Regions from separate parts of the Homo sapiens genome. Here region 1 is linked to region 2. Evidence: chromatin contacts called from ENCODE Hi-C or POLR2A ChIA-PET data. All regions are on one chromosome and are shown on one strand. The core of a region is the stretch at or near the end of the contact, and the rest is flanking DNA. Distances in the headings are between cores, read along the strand shown. Region 1 overlaps LOC107984708 (a long non-coding RNA gene). Region 2 overlaps LOC124903318 (a long non-coding RNA gene).

Region 1 (5,311 bases), core at 1,273-3,772, 110 kb before region 2:
CATGCGCCACCACACCCTGCTAATTTTGTATTTTAGTAGAGACAGGGTTTCTCCATGTTGGTCAGGCTGGTCTCGAACTCCTGACCTCAGGTGATCTGCCTGCCTCGGCCTCTCAAAGTGCTGGGATTACAGGCATGAGCCACCACACCTGGCCAGCAAATTCATTTACACAATTATTCAGATAGGAACTTAGGGTCAGGCTAATTTACTTAAAGATTTTTCTTCCTTCTCTTCCCTTTCCCTGAGCCTCCTCTGGGTACTCCTTACACTGGGCCACCATGAACTGCTTCTGCTTGTGCAACTTGCCATATAACTAGGGTCACCAGATAAAATACAGGATGCCCAGTAACATGTGAATTTCAGGTAAACAATGATTTGTTTTTTATTATAAGTATGTCTCAGATATTGCATGAGGATATGCTTATACTAGAAACTTGTTCTTTATCTGAAGTTAACATTCAACTCACAACCCTGAATATTTATTAACTGTAGTTCTGTATTTTTATTTGCTAAATCTGGCAACCTTACACATAATTCTAAGGGCCTATGACAATTTTTAGTTGGCTAAAGGGTAATACCACGGACTTTCCAGACTACAAAATACCTGACTGTTGGAATTTTACTTTTAGATCTGCCTCTTTTATACTTAAAGAGCAATTATAAAGTAAGACCCCGTGTAACCACCACTCAAGTTAAGAAATATGTATATTTTTATTTTATTTTATTTTTATTTTTTTTTTTTTGAGACAGAGTCTCACTCTGTCACCCAGGCTGGAGTGCAGTGGCATGATCTCGGCTCACTGCAACCTCCGCCTCCTCAGTTCAAGCGATTCTTCTGCCTCAGCCTCCCAAGTAGCTGGGACTACAGGCATGTACTACCATGCCCAGCTAATTTTTGTATATTTAGTAGAGACGGGGTTTCACCATATTGGCCAGGCTGTTCTCGAACTCCTGACCTTGTGATCCACCTGCCTTGGCCTCCCAAAGTACTGGGATTACAGGCATGAGCCACCGCGCCAGGCCAGAAATATAGCAATAGAAGGACTATGCGAGTACCTTAGAAGCCATCTGTGTTCCTCTCCTCGGATGGCATCATTCTCCTTCCCCTTAAGGGGTAACCACTATCCTGACTTTTATGATAATCATTCTGTCTGGTGTTTCTTTAGGCTTGCCACCTATATATGCATCCATAAACAATATAGTTCATTTTGACTATTTTTGAACTTTATACAAAAGTTTCTATGTAAGTGATCTTTGTGACTTGTTTCTTTCACCCAACACTGTGTTTATAAAACGTGTCCTTTTTTTTTGAGACGTGGTTTCACTCTGTTGCGCAGGCTGGAGTACTGCAGTATGATTACCGCTTACTGCAGCCTCAACCTCCCAGGCTCAAGTGATCCTACTATCTCAACCTGCAGAGTAGCTGGAACCACAGGCACATGCCACCACACCTGGCTAATTTTTTTTTTTTTTTTTAGAGACAGGGTCTCACTAGGTTGCCCAGGGTGGTCTTAAACTCCTGGGCTCAAGCAATCCTCCCACCTCAGCCACCCAAAGTGTTGGGATTACATGCATGGGCTACCGTGCCTGGCAGTTTATCCATGTCAATGCATGCAGCTGTGGTTCTTTAATTCTTCTTTTGTATAAAAATGTTCCAATATGTGATTGTGCCCATAATTTATTCATCCATTGTACTGTTATGCGCTGATGGTACAGTTTTAACTTAAACTGACAATTTTTTAATGTTTTAAATGTATAGAAATGAGCCCAAATAACTATATCATGTGTAAAATGGGAATAATAAAAGAAAAAATAAAATAATAAAATAACTATCATAAAATAGTTTCATACTATGCAGGAAAATTGCTAATATTTAGTACTCTCTAAAATCTGTTGTTATTGTTTTCATTAATAGGGAAAAATTTAAGATGGCTTATATAAAATGGTTCTCATTTATAGTCATTTAATTTTTTTTTTTTTTTTTTTTTTTTTTTTTGAGACAGAGTCTTGCTCTGTCGCCCAGGCTGGACTGCAATGGCATGATCTCGGCTCACTGCAACCTCTGCCTCCCGGGTTCAAGCGATCCTAGTGCCTCAGCCTACTGACTAGCTGGGATTACAGGCACGCGCCACCACGTCCGGCTAATTTTTGTATTTTTAGTGGAGACGGGGTTTCACCATGTTGGCCAGGCTGGTCTCAAACTCCTGACTCAAGTGATCCGCCCGCTTCGGCCTCCCAAAGTGCTGGGATTGCAGGAGTGAACCACTGTGCCCAGCCTAAATTTTTTTATTGTTGTGCAACATACAAATAATAAAATGAACAAATAAAAATACAGCTTTATGAATTTTTACATATACACCTATGTAATCACCACCCAGATAAAAATGTAGAACATTTCCAGCACCCTCTTAAGATGACTGTCTTACGACGCTTTATTTCCTGTTGCTACCTACTAGAAAGCTGACTGCCTACATTTTTGAACACATGTCTAATACTGGGCCGCATGATGTTGGTTTCTGGGCTTTTGGGTGCCACCATATGGTAAGCCTGCTGTACTGCAATTGATTTCCAAAATAAAAAGTAATAATACAGATTCTGATGTGGTTAACAATGAAAACAGAGGACCTAATATTTCTACTAAAAAAGAAAAAGACTTATCTTCCAAAAGGATAATTTAAGATCATGTACATAATGACATTACATGTTTACAGTTAAATTGATTCTATAATTTTCTACTTGTATATTTAGCATATAAAGAAAAAAATGATTGCAGCCTGGCATTGACATGAGAATACTGATAGAGGCAGGAGGCAGAGAACTCTCCTAGGCAGATAGGGGAGGGTCCCTGGAGAACCCCCGACCCGCCAAGCTCATTGTGCACAGAAGGCTTGCCCAAACATGCCCGCAATGAAAAATTCCGTCCCTTAACACATGCGCAGTAAGGAAATAAATCAATGTGGAGTGGCTCAGACTAAGGACCCGCACGCGCACTGGAAAGATGGGGTGGAGCCAACCAAGAATTGATGCCCTATGCAAATAGGGAACCCAGCCCCATCAGCGGATATAGAAGCCCTTGTGTTCAACTATGAAGGAAGACAACCAGCAACCTGCTTTCAGGACCGCTCTTTTTGCTGAGATCATTCCTTTTCGCTTAATAAATTCTATTCCACTCACTCTTTGATGTTCCCGTGCCTAATTTTTCCTGGTCATGAGACAATAACTCGGATCTAGCTGAGCTAAGGAGTAAAAAATCCTACATCAATATGAATTTTATTTAAACACAGGATTTTTGTAAAAGTCATGGTGTTCAAGCCCAGCAGGCCAACTTTAATCTCTGAAATATGGCACAATCCAATGGTAATAAAGGCACAACATATTTCTTAAACATTGGAAAGGTCAATGTTGATTCTTTGTGTAAGACTTTCCCCAAAAAGATATTATTCGGATTCAGTCTTGAAAAAGAGTAAGTGTGTGTAAGGCAACAAGAGGGAGGAATGACTCTTCAAGTAGAATGAACATCATGAGAAAGGTATGGGGAATGGAAACTTGACTTGTCCATAAGCAGACAGAAAGAAGCTCAATGTGGTTAGAACATGGCCAACAGGAGAGTAACTACTAGGAAATAAAGCTTCAGAGGAAGATGGAGTCCAGATTACTACCGGCTTTCCATGAGCTGGAATTTGGGTATCACTCTGAAGGGCAGATAAAAGGGGTCCTTATCTGAAGGGCAGATAAGAAGGAGTTGGTCAAAAGCAATGGTGAAAACTGTTCTTGGTGTCTTTTTTAAAACGTGAAATCACTACTTTGTATCTGTTTAGAATAGACAGTATTGTTGTCTTTTGTAGCACTGGGTACCATCTGTCAGTGTTATTTTCCTTTCTGCTTTGTGAAGAGAATGGGGTAGTTAAATAGCTTCAGAAATCCAGGAGTATCTTATTATTCTGTTTTAGACACAGCTTCAGCACTGGGTTTGCATCTCCATTTATATGTCATGGTCTACTATACAACAGCCTATGTTAATTTTCCTTGCATTTTAGGTTGGCAGATATTTCAAGTATTATTAGCCACTAGCTGTAAAATGTCTTGAGGCTGGTAATGTATAGAAAGCATGAGAATAGGCCTGATGGGCTCGCTCATGCCTGTAGCCCCATCACTCTGGGAGGCCAAGGTAGGTGGATTGCCCGAGCTCAGGAGTTCAAGATCAGCCTGGGCAACATGGCAAAACCCCGAAAAAAATAAAAGGGAGAAAGAAAGGAAGAAAGGAGGAAAGAGAAAGAAAGAAAGAAAGAAAGAAAGAAAGAAAGAAAGAAAGAAAGAAAGAAAGAAAGAAAGAATAAAATTACATGCAACTAGTTTATTCAAATCTTTGAACTTACTGGTATATTTTCATTATAAACTGTATTCTGACTATAAATTACTGTAATTCCCTTTAGAATTATGGCAATCTATAACAGCTACATAACAATAACAATATATCTTAAATTGTACACTGGATTTTTTTTTTTTTTTTTTTGAGACGGAGTCTTGCTGTGTAGCCCAGGCTGGAGTACAGTGGCGCGATCTCAGCTCACTGCAAGCTCTGCCTCCTGGGTTCACACCATTCTCCTGCCTCAGCCTCCCGAGTAGCTGGGACTACAGGCGCCCGCCACCACGCCCACCTAATTTTTTGTATTTTTAGTACAGATGTGGTTTCACCATGTTAGTCAGGATGGTCTCGATCTCCTGATCTCGTGATCCACCCACCTCGGCCTCCCAAAGTGCTGGGATTACAGGCATGAGCCACCGCGCCTGGCTGTATGCTGAAATTTTTTAATGCTCATTGGGGATACATTATTCAAATACGTCTTTCCAGTATTTTACATTTTCAGGATAGGGAAAAAAGAGAACCCAAGCATTGATAGCTTAATGAATATATATATATATATATATATATATATATATTCATTATATATATATATATTCATTATATATATATTCATTATATATATATTCACTATATATATATTATATATATTCATTATATATATTCATTATATATATATTCATTATATATATATTCATTATATATATATTCATTATATATATTCATTATATATATATTCATTATATATATTCATTATATATATATTCATTATATATATTCATTATATATATATTCATTATATATATTCATTATATATATATTCATTATATATATATATTCATTATATATATATATATATTCATTATATATATATATACATATAAATAAATTTTTTTTTCTTTGAGATGGAGTTTCGCTCTTTTGCCCAGGCTGGAGTACAATGGTGCG
Region 2 (5,722 bases), core at 292-2,791:
TTCAGGCTAATCCTCTCCAGCTTTTCCTGCTCCAGCTTTGGAATAAACCATTTCTCAAGGATCCCTGGTTCCTTTAGTGAAGCATGATATTTAGAAACCAAGACCTGGGTGCTTACATGCTCATTCCTATTGGTGTGTCGTTGCTTGTAGGCCCTGTCAGCAGACAGGATTAGGCAATAGATTATACACACACATATATACACACAGAAATAGCTATAGAGACATAGATGTATATTAGAAAATATGAATTCCTACTGATTAACTCCAGTTCCAATGTAATAAACTTTCCATATTTGTAACTTCTTTCCCCAACAGTGAAAAATCTGGTTCCCCTTAGACTTAAGCTCAAGAATACACAGAATGTAGTTTCAGAATTGCTAGTCCATAGCACTGCTAAAAGTAAACCTAACCAGAGTTCAATTTGCTAACCTTTTTTTTTTTTTTTTTTTTTTGAGACAAAGTCTCGCTCTTGTCGCCCAGGCTGGAGTGCAATGGTGTGATCTTGGCTCACCACAACCTCTGCCTCCTGGGTTCAAGCAATTCTCCTGCCTCAGCTTCCCGAGTAGCTGGGACTACAGGTGCCTGCCACCACGCCCTGCTAATTTTTTGTATTTTTAGTAGAGATGGGGTTTCACCATGTTGGCTAGGCTGGTCTCAAACTCCTGACCTCAGGTGATCCGCCTGCCTTGGCCTACCAAAGCTCTGGGACTACAGGCATGAGCCATCGTGCCTGGCCTGCTCACATTTTTAAAGGTAAAATTTATATATATAGAAATGCACAAGTCCTAAGTATACAATTCAACAATTTTTTATAAATAGATACACCCTTGTGACTTATAGTTTTTTTTTTTGTTTTTTTGTTTTGTTTTGTTTTGTTTTTTTTTGACACAAGGTCTCATTCTGTGCCCAGGCTGGGGTGTAGTGGTTGACCATGGCTCACTGCAGCCACCACCTTCCAAGTTCAAGTGATCCTCTCACCTCAGCCTCCAGAGTAGCGAGGACTACAGGAGCACACCACCATACCTGGCTAATTTTTGTAATTTTTGTAATTTTTGTAAAGGTGGGGTTTCACCATGTTGCCCAGACTGGTTTCAAACTCCTAGGCTTAAGCAATATACCTGCCTTGGCCTCTCAAAGTGCTGGGACTACAGACATGAGCCATCACACCTGGCCCATACTTCTTTCCTTTCTTCTGCTTCTGCTGCTTCTTCCACTTCTTCTTCTGCTTCTTCTTCTGTTTCTTTTTCTGCTTCTTCTGCTGCTGCTTCCTTCTTTCTTTCTTTCTTTTTTTTTTTTGGTAGAGATGGGTTCATGCTATGTTGCCCAGGCTGGTCTCGAACTTCTAGACTCAAGCAATCCTTCCTGCCTCAGCTTCCCAAAGTGCTGGGGTTACAGGCACTAGTCACCATGCCCTGCCTAAATCTTGCTTCTTTTTTTCCAATTTCTTGATGGTTACAGTCCTGTCTTCCAGTGACAGCCCGAGACAGGAGCTTGTGAGGTTTCCTCACGAGGGTTCCTTGTGAGCATGACTGAGATAGACAGGAACCATGTGTCTTGTGGGTGATTAGTAAATGTGAAACTACTCAGCCAACCCAGAAGATGTGGCACATGGCCAGAGTTGGGAGGACAAAGAGAGAAGGTAGGTGGGCTCCTACACACACTGAAACGCTTATTAATGACTCTCAGTAGTGCAAAGGCAAGACTTCTGGTGCAGGGTAGAAACTATGGTTCCTTAGAACCAGGAAGTTACACCCAGGTTAATATTTCGATAACAGTGGGGTTGTAATAGCTTATTTTCCAGGCTCCCTAATGAAAAGGGTCAGTGTGATTCAATCATGAGAGCTTCTGAAAAGGCTCTTTGACATGAAGGCATTTAGCTCTGCTCTTCATGTTGGCCCTTGACTATGTTAACAGTTTAATAAGCAGTTGCTTGTTCTGTCTGTGGCTTTGGTGTGCTTGAATTCCTCCCAACAAGGCTAAAAGCTCCTTGAGGGAGGTGACAGTATCATGCATTTTTCTGTTTTCCTACCTTGTCAGGTGACCAGGAAATGTCTAGTAGATACTTCTGAATTGAATCGAGTCTTCTTAGTCACCTTGACAAGTTCTTGTTTCTATTGTATCTGACTTCCTAGTGAGTAGGCACTCACACTGGCTGAATACATCATAAACCAATTCCACTAAATTGTTGCTAATCAAATTGTTAGTCCTTTCAGGAATCTGTGTTTTAGCAGATGACAATAATGAATGAGCGATGCTTATTAATCCAAATAGAATTGACCCAATAGTGGAATTACAGGCAATAGGGAGCTGGGGGGAGAAGGACTTTGATGAGCAGGGGGCTCCTTGCTGCCTCACCAGTAGTGCCACATCACCTGTGTCACTCTTCCCTGAGGTCACAGAATGTTGGGCCATAAAGGGATCATTATCTTTTTCTGATGGACCTCTTTTGCTCTCCTGACTCTTCTCTTTCCTATTCAATTTTAGTTTGTTTCCTTTGGTCCAACAGCAAATTGGCTGTAGCACCTTCTTCTAAAGAGCCCTGTAGACACCAGCATCTCTTGCCAGGATCTCCTAGTGCAAACCCTCTAAGCTTTCTGCTTTTATCCCCTCTAGCAAGACTGTGCAGATACTAGCGGGCAGGCAACCAGGGCCTCTGTAGGGCTGGGATCCCCTCCACAACAGGCCAGATTCATTCCGGAATTTGGTTCCAACTCTGTAGATCCTAGATTTCCTCAGCTGCTCAGTGGTGCGGGTTCTGCCTCTGCCTGCCTTCCTCTGCTGCCCTGACCCTGGTCGAGCCCTCACTGACTTTTACCTAGATTATTTTAACACCTACTTCCTAATGAGTCTACCTGCCGCTGGCTGTGGTAAGATGTATAACTATTCGGGCCGTGATCCCAAATTTACGATTAGCCTCCTACTGGGGCCACCACTGGCCCCACTACTCCTTGAGAGGTATGTGCAGGTGACAAGTCTAGGGAAAGAGACCATTTAATACCCCACTTAGAACTCCACCCAAACAATCTAGACTGGGCCACAGCTGAACTTGTGGGGGAGGTTCTTATTTGGATCCAAGGCTAATGGTTGTCTCGCAATCTTGGCTTCAATTAGAATCATCTGGGGAACTTTAAAAACTACCAACATTTCATGATGAAATTTTGCTGTGTTAAAACAAATTTTTAAAAAACAAATAGGGCTGGGTGCGGTGGCTCACGCCTGTAATCCCAGCACTTTAGGAGGCCGAGGCAGGCAGATTACTTGAGGTCAGGAGTTCGAGACCAGCTGGCCAACATGGTGAAACCCCACCTCTACTAAAAATACAAAATAAATTAGCCTGGCATGGTGGTGGGCACCTGTAATCCCGGCTACTCTGGAGGCTGAGGCATGAGAATTGCTTGAACCTGGGAGGCGGAGGTTGCAATGTGCTGAGATCATGCCATTGCACTCCAGCCTGGGCAACAGAGTGAGACTCCATCTCAAAAACATAAAATAAAAAATAAATAAATAAATAATAAATACGAATGACCAGCCCCTACTCCCTGAGTTTTGGCTTAATTAGATTATTAGACTGGGATGAAGTCTAAGCATGCTTATTCTTTTTTTTTTTTGGAGACAGAATCTCGTTCTGTCGCCCAAGCTGGAGTGCAGTGGCTCAATCTCGGCTTGCTGCAACCTCTGCCTCCTGGTTTCAAGCAATTCTCCTGCCTCTGCCTCCTGAGTAGCTGGGACTACAGGCACAAGCCACCATGCCCAGCTAATTTTTGTATTTTTAGTAGAGACAGGATTTCACTGTGTTGGCCAGGCTGATTTCAAACTCCTGACTTGGTGATCCACCCACCTCAGCCTCCCGAAGTGCTGGGATTACAGGTGTGAGCCACCGCGCCCAGCCTATTCTTTCCTTTGAAATGAACTTTCATAAAAGCACAAAAGCACTTAAGTCCAAAAAAGAAAGGTTACCAGTTCATTATCAGTATATTTTACATATTATTACAAATTTCCATTACAGTTTTAATTGCTGCAAAATGTCCAATGTAGTAAGCACCTGCCATTTGTTGAAGGTTTAATTTGTTTCCAATTTTTAGCAATTATAAAAGGAATCATAATGAGAGCAACTGTCACATATATTTTCTTTAAAAAATATTTCCTTAGGAAAAATTCCCAGAAGTTTTATTGCTGAACAAAATGGTATGAAAATATTTTTGGCTGGGCAAGGGGGCTCATGCCTATAATCCCAGCACTTTGGGAGGTTGAGGTGGAAGGATCGCTTGAGGCCAGGAGTTCAAGACCAGCCTGGCCCAACATGGTGAAACCCCATCCCTACAAAAAAAAAAAAAAAATTAGCAGGGCATCATGGCACGTGACTGCAGTCCTGGCTACTCAGGAGGCTGAGTTAGGAGGGTCGCTTGACCCTGGGAGGTCGAGGCTGCAGTGAGCCGTGATCATGACACTGTACTTCAGCCCAAGTGACAGAGCTAGACCCTATCTCAAAAATAAAAATTAAAAAACATTTTAGACTTTGGTATTGTCAAATTGCTTTTCAAAGGGTTCTTAACCAATTTACACTCATTCCAGAATAAAAGAAACGTTCGATTTATCCAGCATTGGATATTTGCTAAAATAACAAAACATTTATTCTATACTTCAGTGTATATGTCTATACACTAAGCAGCATAAATGACATCTCGGTTAACAATGAACTACATATATGATGGTTGCCCCATAAGATTATAATGGAGCTGAAAAATTCCTATTGACTAGTGTCGTCATAGTTATTGTAATGTAGTAGCATGACGCATTACCTTTTCTATGTTTAGATGTGTTTAGATACACAAATACCATTGTGTTAGGATAGCCTACAGTGTTCAGTACAGTAACATGCCGTATAGGTTTATAGCTTAGGAGCAAGAATAGGCTTTATAGTGTATCCTAGCTGTGTAGTAGGCTATATCATCTAAGTTTGTGTAAATAAACTCTGTGATGTTCATCTAATGACAAAATCACCTAACAATGCATTTCTCAAAACACATCCCTGTCTCTTATAAGTGATGCATGACTAAGCGTGAGGCTTACGTATTCTTTAAAAGCTCCCCAGGCAATTCTAAGGAGGAGTCTGGGTAGAAAACAAGTGGTCTCCACTGGAAGTCAGCCAAATTATTGTAGCCTGTTTTCCTCAGCTCCTGGAGATCTTTTGCTCTGATAGCAAAAGGCACAGGAAGAGAACCTCAAGGAAGGCTGGGCAAGGTGACATATGCCTGTAATCCCAACATTTCGGGAGGCTGAGGAAGGAGGATCACTTGCATCGGGAGTTTGAGGTCTCACTATGTTGCCTAGTGACATCATAGCTATTGTAATATAGTGGCACAACACGTTACCACGTACCACCTCACCTGGCTAATTTTTTTTTTTTTTTGTAGAGACAGGGTCTCACTGCATGCCTGTAGTGCCAGCTACTCAGGAGACTGAGGTGGGAGGATCTCTTGAGCCCAGGAGGTCGAGGTGGCAGTGGCCCATGATTGCATCACTGTACTCAGTCTGTGAGTATCTCAAAACAAACAAACAAACAAACAAACAAGGAAATGGGCACTAAGGGAAAGAAGAGGTTTCTTCTTAAGGCCTGGGGCCAAGCCAAGCCATCCTCTCTGAGTTTCCTAGGGAGGGGTTCTTCTCTAGCTGCCTGGGTTTGGAAAGAGACCCAGGAAAGGGAAAACAAAATAAGAAAAGG

The links. Hi-C counts contacts between places; a loop is a spot of excess contacts on that map. ChIA-PET counts read pairs that join two places held with the same protein, here RNA polymerase II (POLR2A). Pooled maps may share reads with other maps.
Region 1: a loop to region 2 is called in a pooled map, with 2.0 times the contacts of the local background. The contact joins two enhancer-like sites. A Hi-C loop is called at or near these places in 1 of 37 single-sample maps with no recorded cell type and 8 of 50 pooled maps. POLR2A ChIA-PET finds 5 or more read pairs at or near these places in 5 of 52 experiments (GM12878, H1, HepG2 and 2 more).

The regions. Positions count from the first base shown.
Region 1 is chr14:55,210,467-55,215,777 of GRCh38, reverse strand. All of the region lies in intron 2 of LOC107984708 (a long non-coding RNA gene), which reads right to left. Among named protein-coding and RNA genes, the nearest start is that of DLGAP5, 22 kb to the right of the region's middle. Within about 2 kb of position 2,522, at least 2 of the 41 ENCODE cell types and tissues checked have a DNase peak (open chromatin) inside an H3K27ac peak, as active enhancers do.
Region 2 is chr14:55,094,315-55,100,036 of GRCh38, reverse strand. LOC124903318 (a long non-coding RNA gene) reads left to right here. Exons shown (of 3, transcript XR_007064178.1): 2 at 5,415-5,534. Among named protein-coding and RNA genes, the nearest start is that of LGALS3, 32 kb to the left of the region's middle. RefSeq lists an enhancer at 1,234-1,333. Within about 2 kb of position 1,541, at least 18 of the 41 ENCODE cell types and tissues checked have a DNase peak (open chromatin) inside an H3K27ac peak, as active enhancers do.